4 separate regions of the Homo sapiens genome follow, and all the other regions are linked to region 1. A link is a loop called in an ENCODE intact Hi-C map of the cell type or tissue named here. Cell type or tissue: heart left ventricle. All regions are shown on one strand. Region 1 overlaps FNDC3A (fibronectin type III domain containing 3A). Region 2 overlaps CDADC1 (cytidine and dCMP deaminase domain containing 1). Region 3 overlaps CDADC1 (cytidine and dCMP deaminase domain containing 1). Region 4 overlaps FNDC3A (fibronectin type III domain containing 3A).

The links. A loop is a pair of places that touch in the nucleus more often than their neighbours do. Peaks named below come from ENCODE experiments on the same cell type or tissue, not always from the same donor. Only the 100,000 strongest peaks of a DNase experiment are listed, where the experiment ranks them.
Region 2: a loop joins it to region 1, with 12 times the contacts of the local background. A loop is called at or near these places in 38 of 110 quality-filtered maps.
Region 3: a loop joins it to region 1, with 2.1 times the contacts of the local background. A loop is called at or near these places in 9 of 110 quality-filtered maps.
Region 4: it touches region 1 in a loop (2.0-fold over the local background); 28 of 110 quality-filtered maps call a loop at or near these places.

The regions. Positions count from the first base shown.
Region 1 is chr13:49,096,725-49,101,724 of GRCh38, forward strand. All of the region lies in intron 3 of FNDC3A (fibronectin type III domain containing 3A), which reads left to right. Among named protein-coding and RNA genes, the nearest start is that of MLNR, 120 kb to the right of the region's middle. In heart left ventricle, a CTCF peak has its summit at 2,751 (motif pointing right); no DNase peak of the experiment used is centred here; H3K27ac peaks cover 2,728 bases.
Region 2 is chr13:49,279,351-49,284,350 of GRCh38, forward strand. CDADC1 (cytidine and dCMP deaminase domain containing 1) reads left to right here. Exons shown (of 10, transcript NM_030911.4): 8 at 1,159-1,348. Among named protein-coding and RNA genes, the nearest start is that of CDADC1, 34 kb to the left of the region's middle. In heart left ventricle, CTCF peaks have their summits at 1,926 (motif pointing left) and 1,941 (motif pointing left); no DNase peak of the experiment used is centred here.
Region 3 is chr13:49,252,244-49,257,243 of GRCh38, forward strand. CDADC1 (cytidine and dCMP deaminase domain containing 1) reads left to right here. Exons shown (of 10, transcript NM_030911.4): 3 at 3,596-3,670. Among named protein-coding and RNA genes, the nearest start is that of CDADC1, 6.8 kb to the left of the region's middle. In heart left ventricle, no CTCF peak of the experiment used is centred here; no DNase peak of the experiment used is centred here; H3K27ac peaks cover 83 bases.
Region 4 is chr13:48,982,047-48,987,046 of GRCh38, forward strand. The region is part of intron 1 of FNDC3A (fibronectin type III domain containing 3A); the gene reads left to right. Among named protein-coding and RNA genes, the nearest start is that of FNDC3A, 8.6 kb to the left of the region's middle. In heart left ventricle, no CTCF peak of the experiment used is centred here; no DNase peak of the experiment used is centred here.

The DNA of each region.
Region 1 (5,000 bases):
CCTCACAGCCTAGTACAACAGACAGAAAAGTAACCCACAGTTAAAACAAAGAAGGCCATGCTAAGTGCTATGATGGAGTTTATGTGGGAGGCCAGGGTAGGAATACCTGAGCAAGCATAGGGAAGTCATTGAGTGCTTAGGAAAATATGATGCTTGAAGAAGTAGAAGTTAGCCAGAAGAAAAAAATAAATAGAAAAGTATCTTCGAGACAGAAGGAACAGCATGTGCAAAGCCCAAGCACACACAGATTAGAGGAAACGGAAAAACTGTGATTAGAGAGGTAGCTTAGAGAAGAGACTGCATGGGAGAGTATCTGAAAATGAGACTAAAAATATATGCTACTTTGCAAGTACCGTTATATGCCACGCTAGAGATTTCACATTTTATTCTGAAAGGAAAGGGAACCATTGAAGGATTTTAAGCAGGGGATAACCAAAACTATAGTAATAAGAATGAGACCTGGAAGCTCAGTGTGGAGGGTGAGAAGAAACTAGGATGATTTACAAATTTCACAGACAAGAAGAACTATGAGAACAACTGTCTCAGCAGTTTTTATATTTTCCAAATATTTCTTTTAGATGATTAGCAGTTAAAAAAAAAAAAAACTTAGAATGAGGGAAAGCCCTTGCTTTTTTACATTTTTTTTTTAAACACTTTTTCTTAAGAAACAACACTGGTTGAGGAAACGCCACCAAAGCAAAAGCCTGAGGGTATGGGAAAAGGCCCTTGGCATGTTTTCATGTTAGTCTATGTCAGAGTAATGATGACAGAATGAAAGGTTATTAGATGTGCCTCCAGCTTTGATCTCTGTTTGGTTTTCCAGTTCCCCTGGGAAGTGCCAGTCTTACAACATAAACTAACAGGAAGGGTAATGCTTTAAGTGTACAGGCCTAGTTTCTTTTTGGGAGAACCTACAGCAGGATGTGAACATTCTGTGCCAAGCCTCCAGGGGTAAGTTCTGTTCCTTTTATAGAAGAGAAGATTTCCAATTAGGTGTGGGTGTGTTTTCAGGGATAATATATTTCGAAACCTTATACATATGATTACTCATAAGCCATCCAGCTGTAACCATTAAAAAATTGATATTTTGATGCCCGAAAAGACTAATAAAGTTTTAAAATTATAGGCCCAAAGAAGAAGTGACTATTGGGAAGAAGACCTGAAATTACAGTAAATTGTAAGGCCATAGTGTAGTGCTCCAAATCTGAATCAAAGTGATATTTTGTCAAGCACAGCATATTATATAAAATGCTTAATAAATGGCAACATATCTGCAGAAGATAGTCTAAAAAGCCTAGATACAGAAGCCTTTTTACAGATAATTCAGATGGCTAGTAGAACCTTAAGACATGTTTCTAAGGGCCCAGACCTTAAAGCACAGAAGCTGTGAGGAAACTAACATATAGATTCTGTTGTATGGGCAATCTATAATTAAAATAAAAAAGTTTAGATATTATGTAAAAAGAGAACCTAGCACAACCCTTTTTGACACTAGCAGTACTGATTTAATGCAGTCTGCATGGTAGATGACTAGCCTGCTTTGTCACTTGAGCAGTTTTTTTCAGTCTGTGGCCTTAATGTTTGATCCTGACAGGATTTGCGTCACTGATCCATATCACTGCCGTGTGATGTCAAAGTGTGGGTGTTCAGTTATTGAGGCATAGTTAACCTAATGTGCTGCAGTAAATCCTAAGTGCTCCTTCCTACTAAAATAACAAAAGAATGATTCATCATTGTTCATATTAGGCTGATACTAAAAATAGTAATGTTCACAACCTGCTGCATTCATGGACATTAATATCACAGCCTCTGCAGCTTTCTAAACAAGTGCACTAAAAATAATTTCTTGTTTAGAAACAGGTGCTTGGTAAACACATCTCCTTCAAGTTTTCTATTTATATGCAGTTCAATTTAGTGCTAAAGGTAGATTCTAACCATAAGTCATTCTTCAAATGTACTCTACTTAGTGTTTATCACTGATACATCTAATTGTGCTGCAAATCTAATCATAGAAATTTTCAGTTACTTGTACACAGATAATGAAATTATCCACAATTCTGAATCATACTTAGGCCCCTAATTTAAGCATTCTGCTTTATCCAAACTTTAAAAAGAATAATAAATTTCCAAGGAAAAGAAAGGTCTCTAAACATCTAAGCATGAATAATGACCTTGATCTTTTCTCTTTCTCCTGTAACTTCCTTATTCTGTTCCCAAGTTCTGACTCACCAATTTGGTGAGTTCCTAGATCAAGGCTTACACTAATTGCCTGCCTTATATGAATAAATGTTGCTAGGTGTTTCATAGCCTTAATAAATAAGCATTCCTTATTAGTAAGGGGACCTTATATCCCAATTTGTCTAAGACAGTTCTGGTTTTTGCCTCATCTTGATATCTAACTGGTATGACATTTGTCTTGGATTTATCATTTTTAAAACAATATTATTAGTAGTTCATTAAAATAAGTTGTGATAGATTTGGTTGACCACCATTTTGAATTTCCAGCTTCCACCTTGATCTCTAGTAAGTAGCTCATCTGTCTCTTTTTCACTTTAAACTTGTGGTTAAATCTTAGACAACCCAAAATAAATCATTCTCTCTTCCTGACCCTTGCCAGAAGCAAGTCTTAATTAACAGTAAGTGAAAGTGTGCTTAGATTTAAAGGACTGGGAACTAACTCCTTTCAGTTTCCTGGTAGTAGTGGCAGAAGTATTTGATGCTGCTGTCTTTGCTGGCCACTTGGTGTCACCAGGGCACCAAGTGGAAGGACCAGTGGGAAGCATATAGGTTAAATAAATAAATATGAGGAAATTAAATATTTCTGCCACTGAATATATAAAAAATAGCTTGAATGATTTTTATCACTTATTGTATTGTGTATAACTGTTACTTGGCAGTACTTTTTTATCTTGCAGTAAACTCTCTCAGCAATAATGAGCTCAAAAACAAGGTCTAAATTTGGTGAAACATGCAGAAGAAAAATAAAGACGATTCAGTGAGATTTGTAAAAATATGTAACATTTTTATAGTACTTAATATTGTAAAAATATTTGAAGTATTTACACATCTCGATAAGAAACAAAAAATAGAACTGAGAGTATCCTCCACTTAGCAGATATGCTCCCAGCTTACCAGATAGCACCTTAGAAACAGTTTTTCTTAATATAAATGTTGTAGTCTTAAAATATTACAAAAAAGAGTCAATTGAAGGTATCAGCAGCTTTAAGTTTATAAACCATAAAATACAACATTGTAAGCAATTTTATTTTAAAAATTAGGATGACTATTTGAAAGAAGAAATTTTTCAATTAAATACCAGTGATAAGGAATTAAAGACAGGTATAGCTAAGAAATTAAAATACATATATACTAAGAATAATTGTTCCATTTATATTACTCCAATATTCAGATACTCAATATGAAGAATACCTTTAAATGCTCTTTAATGTACTTGCATATGTTTTTTAATAAAGCATTTTATTTTTCGATAGATTTTGTTAGAACTTTATCTCCCTCAGTGTAATTAAAATATATCAGTCAATAAAGAAACATACCAAATGATGTATTTTTAATGATTTTTAGCCCCCTTTTTCACTTTCAGAAGTGTTCTTGATTGGATGATGATAATATAATTATCCTACCTCTGCTCTGTTTCCTCCTTCTTCCTGTCACCAGAGCTCAGCCAGCCTGAAAGATAAATCCCTATCCCTCTTACGCTAAGCGTTATTCCCAAACCCTTTTCCATAGATGTAGGGATATTTCATCAGTCTAGGAAATAGGAATAATAAAGATAATGTAGTGGTTTTTCATTAAGTTAAATTTATTTACTTAAGACTTTTTAAAAATTCTGAAGTTAAATCTTTTATAATGTTTGAAGTTACAGTATCCTCTTTTTATGAATTGATGTGACAATATAGGATAGACTTCCTTCTATCCGTTCTTAATTTCTTCTTAACTTTTAATGTCTTTACTTGGCCTAATGAAAAGCTGGTTAATGAGTCCCCAGAATTTGTTTTGAAATTTTGCTGTCACATAAATCCAAATGTTTGGGAAATACTAACTTAGAACACAGATAACTTCTGTATTGACCATTTTCTGGTTAATATCTAACCTCCTAACCTTATCCAGGCACCCTCACCCCTCAAATCAATCCAAAATATATTTGGCCTTAGACTGATCCTCACATTGCTTTCCTATTAGCATGTATAATGTAAAGTAAAACTTTTGTTGAATCGACATCTTAGTATAAGTAAAGGGGAAAATTATAGAGAAAGAAATCAGCGACTATCTGGTGAGATATGCAGGTTGATTAAGGCCTCTGAACGGGATAAGAGGTAAAACCTGGGTGAGAAAATGAGAAACAGTTAAAAGGAGAAGAAACAAGGTTTGATTTGTGCCCAAGGACAAAATTATAGTTTCTAATTCTTCACTCCCCTTATCTCCCTTTAGACTATTTGCTTATTTCATTGTCAGTCACTCCCTGGCAATAGACTCCTTCCCATGGAGCACCTGGTTAGTTGCAGATTTCATTGATCTTTCCTTGGTCCCTCGACTCTGTGGACATGTGTCAATTAAGCTCTAAGCTGCATGAGTTTAACACATATTATTTAGATGCTTATTCAGAACCTGCACTTTAATACTGCCACAAGAATCAGAGTCAGGGTCAGAGTCAGTCTTTTGAAATATCAGATAAAAATAGGTAGAAGAGTACAAGAGTGTACCTCACATCCCATCCTTTTATATCTTAGTGACCTGAAACCACTCTTTGTTTAGCTGAACGAGTCTACCTTTTAAATTTTTGGACATGCAAATGACCCTGATTATTATAATCTAACAGCAGCCTTAATAAACAGCTGATCTGGTTTGCCAGGAAAAAAAAAATCAAAATCAACTCTTCTTTTAATTTGCCTCATAGCTGACAATCTCTTTCTGCAAATCAACTGATTCATCTGTTGTAGCTGTTCATTTTGCAACTATATTGGAGGACATGTTGCTAAAAG
Region 2 (5,000 bases), 180 kb after region 1:
ACTGGCATCTGAACTGAGCTTTAAAGGATTCCTAGACTGGGGCAATTGGAAGGGAAGGGAAGACCATTCTTGCTTCTAGCATAAGCAACGGTCTAGAAGTAGGAAAATCCGTGGTGTGTTTAGGAGCATGAATATTCCAGTTAGGTTGGAATGTGGACACAAGGGAAAGACAGCTCACAAGGACAGGCTGGGACTGGACTCGAGAGGACTTTGAGTTTATGCTCCATTTGGTAGGCAGCGGGGAAATGGAATGGCATTGACAGAGCCATACGCTATAGATTATGTAGGTAGTATTGTTTGAACAGACTAGATGCATAGAATTCTGTTGCCCTAGTCCAGGTGAACGTAAATAACAGTCTCAACAAGGAAGATGGATGTGGAAGGCTGGCGGTGGAGGAATTGAAGATGGCTGGCTGAGAGCTACGTAAGCCTCAGAACCCGGAAGTCAGTCCTTGCAGCCCCAGTTGTTAGTCCTAAACTACCCTCAGCATGCAAAATTTCACCCAAAATTCCCTCTATTCTTTTCCTTGTCCTCTTCATTACAGATTTACTTGCTTCATTTTGTACAGAGGTGTGAATATATCAAATAGAAACTTTTCTTTTTAAAATTATCCTATGATAGGGAAGGGGTAAGGGAACTATAAGTCAAAACAGAACTTAAGTATTTGATTATTCATTTAGTAAACATTTATTGACTATCCACTAGGTACCAGATAGGGCTGTGTCATTTGTCTAACAAGATGAGTTAGTGTCTAATCAGACATGATTAGCTCTTAAGGTATCAGTTTCAAATCTAATTCCAGTATTCTAAACAGGTACTTATTTAGAAAGCATTGGGGGTTTTTTCTCTCTTTCTTTGGTGTCTGTATCTTCCTGATTTCATTTATTTTGTAATCTGAAACTGAACCTCTTACTTAGAATCAATAAATTATTTTTAGTTATAATAATTGTCATGTTCAGGTTGTATCATAACACTTTTGTGGGTTTACATACTTTGAACATTCAGTAATTCAGCAAGTCTAAGGCTTGATGATCATTATTAATAATGTCATAAATCTGTTTTTAAAACAGCTCAATTTTAGTGTTTAAAGATTTTTCTAAAAAATAACTTACCCTTTCAGAAACGACCTTTCTGATATTTTATAATTTTTTTTGTAGGTGTCAAGAAATAAAACCAGAAGAAAGAAGCATGATTTTTGTGACAAAGTGCCCATGTGATGAGTGTGTACCTTTAATTAAAGGTGCAGGCATAAAACAAATCTATGCAGGAGATGTAGATGTTGGAAAAAAGAAGGCAGACATCTCTTACATGAGGTTCGGGGAGCTTGAAGGTGTTAGCAAATTTACGGTAAGTAGATACACATTTTTTTCAGGTGTATTTTGTATTATGTTGTTAGGTACCCTGCTGCAATATTGTAAGTTAGTGATTCCCACCCTTTTAAAGAGTTTCAACAAATTATTATTATTATTATTATTATTATTATTTTATTATTATTATTTGAGACAGAGTCTCTCTCTGTTGCCTAGGCTGGAGTGCCAGTGGCTCGATCTCGGCTCACTGCAGACTCCGCCTCCTGGGTTCAAGTGATTCTCCTGTCTCAGCCCCCCGAGTAGCTGGGATTACAGGCGCCGGCCACCACGCCTGGCTAATTTTTGTATTTTTAGTAGAGACGGGGTTTCGCCATGTTGTCCGGGCTGGTCTCAAACTCCTGAGCTCAGGTGATCCGCCCGCCTCCGTCTCCCAAAGTGCTGGGATTACAGGCGTAAGCCACCGCGCCCGGCCGAGTTTCAACAAATTATTATTATTATTGAGTTTATTTATATGTGCAAACCCTTACCTAACTGCAACTGTTCAGCTAAGGATTCCTGCCTTATGAATTTACATCTCTGTAGAGAATTGAGCCAGTGGATCTTTTGGTGCCATCTGGTGGCTGATAAAAGAAAAATCTCTGACCCATCTCTTCCCTCTCCTTTCTGGCTTAGAGAGGTGGATAGAGGTGAAAATACTTCAGCAGTCCCCACCCTTTTCGGCACCAGTGACCGGTTTTGTGGAAGACAATTTTTCCACAGATGGGGTTATGGTTTTGGGATGAAACTATTCCACCTCAGATCATCAGGCAATAGATTCTCATAAGGAGCACGCAGCCTAGATCCCTCAGGTGTGCAGTTCACAGTAGGGTTCTGCTCCTATGAGAATCTAATTCCACCGCTCATCTGACAGGAGGTGGAGCTCAGGCGGTAATGCTCGCTCGCCTGCACTCACTTGCTGCCGTGCGGCCCAGTTCCTAACAGGCCACGGACCAGTACTGGTTGCTGCCAAAGGTTTGGGATCCCCTGCAATAGTTTAAAGGTCACCCCCACCCCCAAACAAAGGGAGGTGCACACACACAAACACACACATTTCTCATGAGAAAAATCAGGAAAACAAGAATATTTGTTTATTTATTTATATATTTATTTTGAGATGGAGTTTCACTCATTGCCCAGGCTGGAGTGCAATGGCGTGATCTCGGCTCACTGCAAACTCAGCCTCCCGGGTTCCAGCGATTCTCCTGCCTTGCTACCCCCACCCCCCTCCCCCCACCCCCCAGTATCTGGGATTACAGGCGCACGCCACCATGCCCAGCTAATCTTTTGTATTTTTAATAATAGAGACGGGGTTTCACCATGTTGGCCAGGCTGCTCTTGAACTCCTGACCTCAGGTGATACACCGGCCTCGGCCACCCAAAGTGCTGGGATTATAGGCATGAGCCACCACGACTGGCCCGGGAAAAAAAGAATTTCTTATTTGATAGTTCCAAAAATGTACTGAGGTAGTTCATGGAAAACACAAGAACTTTTAAGTCTTTATACCTCTTCACTATTTGGGTTCTGGTTTTTGTGGGTTTTTTTTTTTTTTTTTTTGCTTTTGTTTTTGTTTTGAGACAGGGTCTCACTATCTCACCCAGGCTGGAGTGCAGTGGCGCCATCTTGGCAATCTCTGTCTCCTGGGCTCAAGCGATCTGCCTGCCTCAGCCTCCCAAAGTGCTGGGACAAGCATGAGCCACTGTTCTCAGCCTATTTTGGTTTTCAAAAAGCTTTTTATTTGGAAAAAACCTTAAGCATACAGAAAAGTTATAAAAACACTACAAAGAAATTTTTTCCCAGAAGTTGTTGACATGATACCAGCTCACCCTTTATTTCCTCAAATGAGAAATAACCACATAATTACAACCATAAAAATCAGGAAATTAACATTGATACATTACTGCCACTAATCCACAGATTCCAGTCAAGGTTCATTAGCTGCCCAAGAAATGTCTTATATAGCAGGTTTCCCCAACCCCTGGGTACCAGTTAAGAAGCTTCTTCTGTATTTATGGTCACTCCCCATTGCTCACATTACTGCTTAAGCTCTGCCTCCGGCCAGATCAGCAGCGGCATTAGATTCTCATGTGAGTGTGAACCCTATTGTGAACTGCCCATGCAAGGGATCTAGGTTGTGCACTCCTTATGAGAATCTAAAGCCTGATGATCCCCCATTCCTCACCATCTGGTCTGTGGAAAAACTTCCATGAAACCGGTACCTGGTCCCTGGTGCCACAAAGGTTGGGGACTGCTTTTATATAGCAAAAGGATCCTGTCCAGAATCATACATTGTTTCTATGACATCCAATGATTTAATCCTGGCATTGAATGAGTTAATGTAACATTTAACTACTAGAATTTGCAGTGGGAAGAAAAATGATATAAAAGAACCGTTTATATATTTCAGCTTTACATTCCTGCCATATACATCAGTTTGAGTCCAGGATACCTGGAACATACATATATATGATTAACTTGGACATATAACATATAATTATATATGTATATAATTTTAAATATAGAAACATACTATCCAGTGTCTGTCATGTGTATATGAAGTATCATAAGTTTTTACCATTTGTAATATTGTCATTTTTTTCTAATTGTCTTATTTAAAGTTTATCACATTTTTAAATGAGGGGGTGTTGACATGGCACTGAAAGAAGGCAGAGATGGGAAAGATACCTTTTTTGTAAAACTCAATAAAAGCTTATATCCAACTAGTCAGAGAAATCTCTACTTCCGTGTTTTTGTTTTCTGTCTCTTCATTCCTCCTGAAGAGTGTGAATAAATAGGTTTTTCAAGTTCTCCTCATAAAGATTAAGTGACTTAATCATAAAGATTAAGGACTATGAGTGATGGGTTATGGAGAATTCTGAAATATCTTGCTTACTGGTAGATTTTAATAGCTTTTCAATTGTAAAGAGAATGAAGAGATCAGAAGAACTTAAGAAAGGGCAAGAGAAGCAGAAGGAGGCAGGAAGACTAAGGGGATCTTCAGGGGCAGAGATGGGAAAGGAAGCACCCAGTTGGGCCAGACCCTCCCGGAAATACCCTCACTCAGGCACATGTTCCAAAGGCTGTTGTTCATGGTTGTTCTCTGTTCTACCTCCAGTGAAGATGAGCTGTCCATCTTCTCATCCTTCTCATCTGGCCTGGCTGCAAATATTATGTAGATGGTTAGCTAGATACCTAGTTTTGTAAATGCAAGTAATTAACATGAACTAGAATTTGTTCTAAATCTGAATTTCAGTACCAAGATTATCAAAAATAGTGTGTGTCAATAAATTTGGTATTTGTTTTTAAGATTAAAGCAAATTGAAATTACTTTGAAAGATTTTTTGCTTTCCTTTTTGATAAGTTACCATAGACCTTGAGATAAGTAGTTCTATTCTGTGGTGTTGTCACAAACCAGGCTAGGACTGGGCAACACTGTTTCCAAGAATAGATTTTATCAATCTATATCCATGTCCACATACTCAGTTCTTTGTTTTCTCTTTAATATGTGTGGATTTTTCTCTATTAGGTTATATTACTTATTTTTATTATGAAAGTAGTATATGCTCATTGTAGAAGACTAGGAAAATAAAAAAGAACGTGTATTATCTCACAACTCATAGATACCACAATTAACATGTTGCTGTATTTTCTG
Region 3 (5,000 bases), 160 kb after region 1:
ACCATGGTCTTGGGTAGGCCTTTACTTCTGTTCTTACCTACAGGGCTTGGGACTCCAAGGCACTTGGGGAGGGAGAGCCTCAGGATTACTCTGGCAGTGATCTGGGTGAAAGAGGCTTTTGCATGTTAACTTGGGAACTTGACTATCATTTTTAACATTGTTTATATGAGAAAAATGTGTTTTAAATTCCGAAAAGGGAGATTTACCAAGTATTTAGAACATGATTGTAGGTTGTCAATTACTTGTATATTTAATGTCAATAAAGCAGAAGTATATAATTTCATTAGTTCTTCTGATATCATGGCCATTGCAAAAAAGCAAGACCAATGATAGTGTGGGGGAAGAATACAGAATGAAAGGGAGCATATTGTACTCCACTTTTATAGTGTTATTTATTGTACAAACATTATCATTGAAACTGAATTTATAGCTGCAACATTTTTAAAAACTATTTTTTTCTCTTGGATTTCCTTTTTGTACTAGTTAATATCCACATAATTTTGCAGGTAGTTGCAGTCATAGCAGGAACACAATTTTGTATTTGACAGTTTTGGTACTGTTACAGGGTTGATAAGTTATTAATTTTAAATTATACAGTAAGAATACATCTAAATTTCATATGCATGTAGTATATGCTGCCATTGTGTTTATACTTGTGGAAATATTAAATTTCTCAAAATGTTGCCCAATTTTGTGCCTAATATTTCTTTACCATTTACTATAGTATATTTTTTCCAGTATTATTTGCACATGGTATTCTTAGAGTTGAGTACAAACTTTTTCCAATTAAGAGAAAAAAAGTCTTCTTTAAGCTAAAGTAATAAGATTGTTTCACTTAAATTCTTTAGTCTGCTTTTGTTGTACAGAGTAAATCACAGAAATACCAAGATGCAATTAGACATGTAATTGTATTGGAAATACTGCTTTTGATACTTTACCAACATTTGTCTTACTAAAAGTATTTTTATGAGTTACCAAAGTAATATATGTTTGTTATTTTTAAAATGGACAGAAGAAAAATTTTATCATAATTCCACCTCCTAGAGACTAATTACTTTTTAAAAATTGTTTCTCAGTCTTTTTTCTCTTACTTTCTTTACTTACATGAGATCATTTAACTCTGGATCCTACCCTTTTCACTTAACATAAGAAAATACTTATGCTGTAATGCTAGTATAAACATTGGAGCAGCACCTTAGTCTAGTAATTTAGAGTAGCCAGTGGTTTTACAGCCAGCCTGCCTGGGTTCAGACTCTGGCTCCGCCTCTTACTAGTTGTATAACTTTGGGTAACTCTACCTCTCTGTGTCAGCTTCCTCATCTGTAAAATGAAATGTTACTAGTATATACTACATGAGGCTTTTATGAGAAATGAATGAGTTAATATTTGTAAAGGTCTTAGTGCCTGGCACATGTTAGGTACTATGTGTTTGTTGTTGTTGTTGTTGTCTCCTTATTTATTTATTTGTTTATGTATTTATTTTAATAGAGATGTGGTCTTGCCATGTTGCCCAGACTGGTCGCTAACTCCTGGGCTCAAGCAGTCCACCCGCCTCAGCCTCCCGAAGTGGTAGGATTACAGGCATGAGCCACCGCACCTAGCCTCCTAACTCTTTCCATTGTGTCTTCTGGTACCTTATGCTAAAGGCCCTCACTGTACTTTTCCAGAACAGAAGCAATGTGGCATAATGGTTAAGACAATGGATCTTGGGCTGGATCTGGCATATCCACTTAATTACCTGTGTGACCATGGTTGAATTATTTAATCTCTCTCAGCCACAATTTCCTCATTTGTACAATGGGAATAATAGGAGCTACTTTATAAAGTTATAAGGATTAAATGAGATAATTTAGGGCCTGGTACATGATAAACATGCAGTAGATGTTAGGTACTGTTATTATCATCACTCATATATATAATTATTACCACTACTAGCACCCACATCCTTACCGTTTTTCCACTGATACCATCACTTCCTCTACTTCCTGTTCTGTCTGAACAGAAACCTCATTCCCAGAACATGGGTTTTCTTATAAACTTCTTTTTGATGGTTCTTTCTTTTCTAGCATCCAGCACTTGTTTCATAAGACTAGCAGGTCAACATTTACAAAGTTTCCCATTCCTACTTTAAAACTTTATCAATGTATTAACTATCCCACCCTTTTTTTTTTTTTTTTGAAACAGAGTCTTGCTGTGTTGCCCAGGCTGGAGTGCAGTGGCGTGATCTCGGCTCACTGCAACCTCCATCTCCCGGGTTCAAGCAATTCTCCTGCCTCAGCCTCCCGAGTAGCTGGGACTACAGGTGCGCACCACCATGCCCAGCTAATTTTTGTATTTTTAGTAGAGACAGGGTTTCACTATGTTGGCCAGGCTGGTCTCGAACTCTTGACCTCGTGATCTGTCCGCCTTAGCCTCCCAAAGTGCTGGGATTACAGGTGTGAGCCACTGCACCTGGCTATCTCACCTATTTTGGAGCTCACAGAATTCTGTGTCACTTTCTTTGTCTTAATCAACTTACTTCATAGTCACTTTCCTGTTTTCATAAATCATAAGCCCTGTGAGAGCTGCATCTTGAGCAACTAGGCTGTCATGTAGCAAGGGTTCAATAAGTATTTGTTGAACTAATAAATGAAGGACTTTGGTCCCTGCCTCAAAACTTTCTTTCTACTTCAAGTTTTCACTTTTTCCCTCATGGATATACCTGTATTCGTTTTCTATTGCTGCTATAACAGATGACCACAAAGTTGGTGGCTTAAAACAACACAAATTTATTATACAGTTCTGTAGGTAAGAGGTCTGAAATGAGCCTTACTGGGCTAAAATCAAAGTGTTGGCAGAGCCAAATTCCCTTCAGACACTCTACGGGAGGACCTTTCCTTGCCTTTTCTACCTGTGGAGATTGTCTGTTTTCCTTGGCTCATGGGCCCCTTCCATCTTCAAAGCCAGCAATGGCCAGTCAGGTCTTTCATGTTGCATCGCTGACTCTCCCACACCCCTCTTTTACTCATAATGACCCTTGTGATAACATCGGGCCAATCAGATAATCAAGGATAATCTCCCTATGTCAAGGTAGGTGGTTAGTGCCTCAGTTCCAGCTGCAAACTGATTCCTCCTTGCCATGTAACAAAACATAGTCACAGGCTCCAGTGACTGGGACAAGGAAATCTCTGGCGGGGCATTATCCTGCCTACCACAATCCCGATCTAATACCTTTGCTACATAGTTCCTTATCTTCTCAATTCCAGTTAATTTACCTCTATTCCACTTTAGTCATTCATGGCCACACTTTGGACTTTTCCATTACTCAAAACTGCCACAATTCTGAAACCATAAACTTCAGAATTTTATTTTCTCATTACAATTTCCAATCCTTCTATGTTTTGGGAAAGTACATAGGGGATAGATTATAAAGGTTTATTTACTAGGTAAAGTAGTATGAACTTGATCCAAACAAAGTGGGAAGTCAATGTAGAGTTTCATCATGGAAAAAAAAATGGTCAAAGCCAAGGAAGCCAGCCTTTAAATATGGGAATATTGAATTAGTCATATGTCTTATGTGCTAATCTTTTTTTTTCCTTAATCTGATTTTTATTAGAAAAATGAAGAGGGAAAGCATGGACCCTTAGGAGATAATGAAGAGAGGACCAGAGTATCTACTGACAAAAGACAGGTAAATTTTTATGATTTCACATATATATGCTCATAATAACAAAGCAAAAGGAATAGTATAAAGTAGAATAAAAGTGCCTCCATTTCTACTATCAAGGGAGTTTTTAAAATACTCTTCTAAAAATGGTCTGTATATTTACAAGACTATATGTCACTCCTTTTTTTTAAAAAAAAAAGTACAGATGGGATTATTCTATGCTACATCCTACATCTTGCTTTAAAAAAAAAAAAACTCTTGATGGTTCATATAGATGTGTTAAGAAATACTCTCCCTTAGTTCTCTCACACTCCCACACACCTTGCTGGGTATGCCAAGAATGCAAGGCCCTAACCATTTTTTACCTGGGTCATTTCTCAGAGTTGTGTTTGCAGTGATCAACCCTGAAGGTTGAGGTAATATCTCCCTCCAGGACAAAAAGCAATCTGGCTTACTTTCTGCTGTGAAACAGTAGGACCCTCAAGCTCAGTGTTCCTCTCCTATAACACTACCCACCCTGTGTCCAGGCAGCCATCTGTGCCCATTTGTATTACCCCTCATGGGGCTTGAGGGCAGGAAACAGAAATGATGCTCATACTGACTGCTGTGCTGCAAATAATAAAGTTCATTGTTTCTAACCCAGAAGTTTCATGTTTTCTGCTAATATCCATGAAACAGTAACAGGTTAACTTATTAGTTGGTAAGTAGGGTAAAATCAAAGTGCAGACTTGAAAGATGAACCTTGTTCTTTTTAATATTGTATAGTATTTCCTTGTTACTTTATTCCTTTGAGTTTTCCAGAGGTTCCGATTCATTGGATGCAGAGTGGAGACTAAGCATGTATGTTTTGAAGAGTTACCTTGATGATTCCGATGTATATTCCTAGAGATTTCCTAATTCATTCTGAGAGTGAGCCCAGTAGGAATATAGAAATAATTTGTCTCAGAATATTTACATGTTTTCATAATAAGAAAGGCCAAGGGAAAAAAAATAGTGAATCACCATTTAAGTCAATGTACTAGTCCATATACAAAACAGACTGTACCCTTTTGCCCATGTTTTAGTGTAAAACTCTGTGACTAGGATCAAACAGATGACTTGCCAAAATGTTAGCGAAGTGAGGCAAAATCAAATTCAGAGCAGCGATTCACTGAAAAGATTCAGTCCTCTGGGAGTTGTGGTAAATGGAAGTGCCAAAATGGAATGCAACTTGAGCTTTTATTTGTTTTATTGAGTTTGGGATGGAAAAATCTTTGTCTCAAACTTGGTATTTTGGCCTTACCTAGATGCAAAATGAAAAAATACATATTTTCTGAGGTAAAAAGGACTCTAGACAAAAAAGTGATAAATAAAC
Region 4 (5,000 bases), 110 kb before region 1:
CTTTAAATCACAGTTTAGACTTTTATTAGAAAGTAATTACGTGCTTTGCTTTATAGAAGTATATGCCATATACAGCAACTACTTTTGTTGAGCCATAACTTGAAGGATTAGTCATTTCATTTACTTTAAAATCAGTTTTTCTTAAGATTTGCTTAAATAAAAAGTGAAAATTCATAATTTGCGATTTTATGTTTAAATTTTCTAAATTTTTTTTGTTTTCTTAAGACAGACATTCTCAATTATGTCTTTGTTCTTATGACTTGATTTTTTTCCATGTAATATTTTCATTTGTAATATATACCTAAAAAAAATTTTTAGCATAGTACCTTCATAGTTTATGAAGTACCTTTTTGTTTCTTTAGTAACTATTAGGATCAGCTTTTCCTGATGCTTCAGATTGGTATTCCTGAAATAGTATGTTCGCATTTTTGTTTTAATCACTTGAACCTTACTAAAACTGGCCTAGTGTGTGTGACAGAGTAGCCTTTGGGTAAAATGTAGGGGCTACTGCCCCTCTAACCATCTTTTAGGCTGCTTCCAGGATATTTAAAAAACATGAATTTATTCAGATCATTCCCCAGTTTTAGAAATCGAAATCACAATACAATTCCTGCTGCATTAATTATAATTTCCTTTGTCTTTGAGAGTCCATACTCTGTTGATATCCTATTGTGTCATCATTTCTTACCTCTTTACAACTTTGTGATATAGTGTAGAGAACATATTTCTCATTAGGCAGCCACAGGATTGTTAGTTGACTTCTCATACTGGCTGTATAGAAACATGAGTGTGCTACTTTACCTGTATGAGCCTTGGTTCGTTCATTTTACAGTGTAGTAATAATAGTAGCTATCTCCTAATATAGACTGTACAAGAATTAAAAGATCCTATTTAACATGACAAGTAAAATGCTTGCCATAGGATATTTATATCTAGAACTTTGACAGACATACCTAATCATTGTCACTCAGGCATCCTGCATATCATTCATTTATTCATTTGCCTATCATTTGTTGAACATTTAAAATGTCCTAGATACTTAGAATATGAATGTTGAATGTCACAAAAATGAATGTCACACTCCCTCCCCTTTAGAAATTTACAGAATGGGATGAGAGATAATGATATGTAAATAAATACATATTTTTAAATAATTAAAATATCTTGTGTCTTTTCACTTGTGTGAGTCCTTCCTGTCTTTTAATATTTAAATGCAAAATGTTTCCATAATACCCACAGAATATCTGGGTTGTATATATCATACTGTAATGTATATATATTTTTTACTTGTCTAAATCAGCTATTCAACTATGAACTCCTTGAGTTTGACCAGTACTACTGGAGTCAGCAACTTTTTTAATATAAGAGAAGGTAGTAAATATTTTAGGCATTGTGGACCATATGGGCTCAGTTGCAACTACTTAAACTGTGCTACAGGAGCACAAAAACAGCCATAGATAAATTATAAACAATGGGCATGACTGTGTTCCTATTAAACTTCATTTACGAAACTAGGCAGCAGACCAGATTTGGCCCACAGGCTTTAGTTTGCCAACCTCTGCAATGGTGCATGCATATACTTTTATTTGTGCTTGACAAATAAAAGGCACTTAGTAAATAATATGATTAATAGGCATTAAACACTTTCTGTATTCTGGGTGCTATTGCAAAAAACTTTATATGTATCAGTTTACTTAAGCCTTAAAACATCTCTCTGCGGTAGATACTATTATCACCAAATGTCATAGAGTAATAATAGAAGCACTTTCATTAATAGATAGGAACACAACATTGGTTCAAAAGTCTTAGGCAATACATTAAGAACAAGAAAAATAATTAACCTGTAAATAAAGGGGGGAAATGTATCACTATTATTTAGAGTTGATATGACTGCTTACAAATACAAATAAATATAATACAAATACAAATAGCAAAAAAATATGAGATAACAGAAAAAGATTTGTATTAAAAAATTTCAGTAAGCTGATTGGCTATAAGATAAAGTTAGAAAATTCATTAGCCTTCTTATATATCAACAATAACCAACTATGAAATACAGTAATAAGAAGTAGCAGCCTAAACTATAAAATACTTAAGATTTTAAAATGTGTAATAGCTATGTGAAGAAAACTGCAAAAAGATGTGAATGGATGGAGGAGTATTCATGAATGTGTCAACTTAATGCCATAAAAATGACAGCTTTTACTAAATTATTCTATAAAGTCAATGCAGTTCTAATCAGAAATTCAACAGGAGTTTTAAAATGGAATTTGACAAACTGATGGTTCAAGTTTTGAGAAGGGAGCATGCACAAGAATGGCCAAGTAAATTTCAAAAAGAAGTATAATAAATGGGACCCATCAAAGGTCGAAACATTATAAAATTACAATTATTAAAATAAGAATTTGGAGTAGGAATAGGCATATTGATCAAAGGAATAGAATAATAAATTCAGGAGAAGATCCATAGATAAACATGGATAAAGAAGAATTGTATGATAAATGAATGAGTAATGGAAGAACTGGTCTATAAAGGGTGTGGGACAATCAACTGTTTAATTGAAGTAAAGATAGTTAGGTACCCACTTCGTGACACTCTCAAAACTAAGTTCCAGGTGGACTAAATGGTTTTTTATTTTTATTTATTTATTTATTTTTGAGATGGAGTCTCGCTCTGTCACCAGGCTGGAGTGCAGTGGCGTGATCTCGGCTCACTGCAACCTCCGCCTCCCAGGTTCAAGCGATTCTCCTGCCTCAGCCTCCCAAGTAGCTGGGATTACAGGTGCCCACCACCACGCCCAGCTAATTTTTGTATTTTTAGTAGAGACGGGGTTTCACCATGTTGTCCAGATGGTCTCGATCTCTTGAGCTTGTGATCTGCTCGCCTCAGCCTCCCAGAGTGCTGTGATTACAGGCGTGAGCCACTGTGCCCAGCCCCGAGTGGACTAAATGTTGATAAATAAAAAATAAAATGACAAAACTTTTAAAAGTTAATTTAAAAACTCGTTGGAGTAGAGAAGGCCTTTTAAGTGAGACATCAAACTTAGATGCCATTTAAAAAGGAAGGCAAGCAATAGACTGGGATAAAATATTCGACATGTAATAGACAAAATTAATATTCAAGGTATATAAGGTGTACCTACAAATCAATATGAAAAAGATAACCTGATAGAAAATGGGAAAGAATGTAAGCAGGAAATTTATAGAGGTAGAAATATAGGTAGCCTGTTAAGTTTTGAAGGAATACTATTGAACCGAATATAAATAGCTTCATCTTTTTAGGAGAAAAGTTTGGCAGTATCTATCCATTTCAAATGTACGTTCTCCTGAGCCAGAAGTTTTATTTCTATATGTCTGTAATATAGAAATGCTATCATTCATTAATAGAGAGTATTGCATGATTATTCCATGCAGAGGAGAAAATGTATGATGGGAAACTGGAAGTAATAAGATCATCATTAGAACAGTTAAATTATGGTGTGCCCTTACACTATAATATTAGATACTTATGAAAAAACATGAAATAGACATAGATGTACTTCTTAAGATATTTTACATGAAAGGGCGAGATACAATATAATACATACACAAAGACACAATTCATACACACACAAAAAAAATACAATACACAAAAGCAGTGTATGTGATTTCACTTACATAACAACCAATCCCAGAAAACCTAACACACAGGTAAGCACAGAGAAAAAGACTGGAAGGGTACACCACAGTTGTTAGCTATAGAAATAGGAGTTGGATTAGGGATCAGGAAAGAGTTAAAAACAATGTTTGTATGTGTATTTTCAAGTATAAGCAAGTACAGCCTTTGTGATATAACAAACATAACAACACATGCAAGGCTTTGTTATGATTGGTCCTGATTAGGACCATTCCTCCTGGGTGGACAGCTTTGATTTATGTCGGTTTTCCCTGCGTAATTTTTAATAGCACTTCCTTTCACTTGCAGAAGCTTCCCAGTTGGTGTCTGAAGTCATTGGTGTTTTTAGAAATAGCAATTTCTGTATAGTGTTGGATCTGAAACTGTGTTAAAGTGGGTTAAAGAAGTGAGAATTCTACCAGTGATTCTTAACCTCTATAACTACAACTGCCAACCAAGACAAAATAAAGTGCTTTTTATTTTCAGAGTTTCTGTTATAAAAACACTTTGCTTTTTTAAATATAAAGTTATAATTTCGAATGTAGTTTTTTTAAAGTCCCATATGTCTGGATATTTTGATCCTCCCCTTTAATATTAAAACCTAATATTTCAAGACAGTTAATGATAGAGGTCAAGAGAGGAATCAGAAGCTTAAGAGGAAGACAGAGTAAGGAGAAGGAAGTTGTTTTTTTTTTTTTTTTTTTTTTTTTTTTGAGGCGGAGTCTTGCTCTGTCGCCCAGGCTGGAGTGCAATGGCGTGATCTCGGCTCACTGCAACCTCCGCCTCCCAGGTTCAAGAGATTCTCCTGCCTCAGCCTCCTGAGTAGCTGGGACCAGAAGCACGTGCCACCACACCCGGCTAATTTTTTGTATTTTTTAGTGGAAACGGGGTTTCACCATGTTGGTCAGACTGGTCTCAAACTCATGACCTCATGATCCGCCCACCTCAGTCTCCCAAAGTGCTGGGATTACAGGCGTGAGCCACTGCGCCTGGCCCGGAAGGTTTTTTTAAAAAGAAGTTGAAGGAAGATGAGTATGATTAGAGGCAATCTTTAACCAAGGCATAGTTGTAGATTTATAAACAAAGAATCTGGTCATCTCAGAAAGGACTACTTTAAGGACTACTGGATTCTGCAGACAAATCTACTTATAGGAAATAAAGAAATGTTACTTGATTTTATTATGATAAAATTATTTTGGAGGAATTAGTGAAGGAAACATGTTAATATGGTTAAGTTATAGTAATACAGTAGCTTTTACACAGGAACTCAAACTTTCTGTTGTGAATTTAGTTACCAATGTATTACTGTGGCCAGAAAATATTCAGAAACTACAGGTTTAATCTTC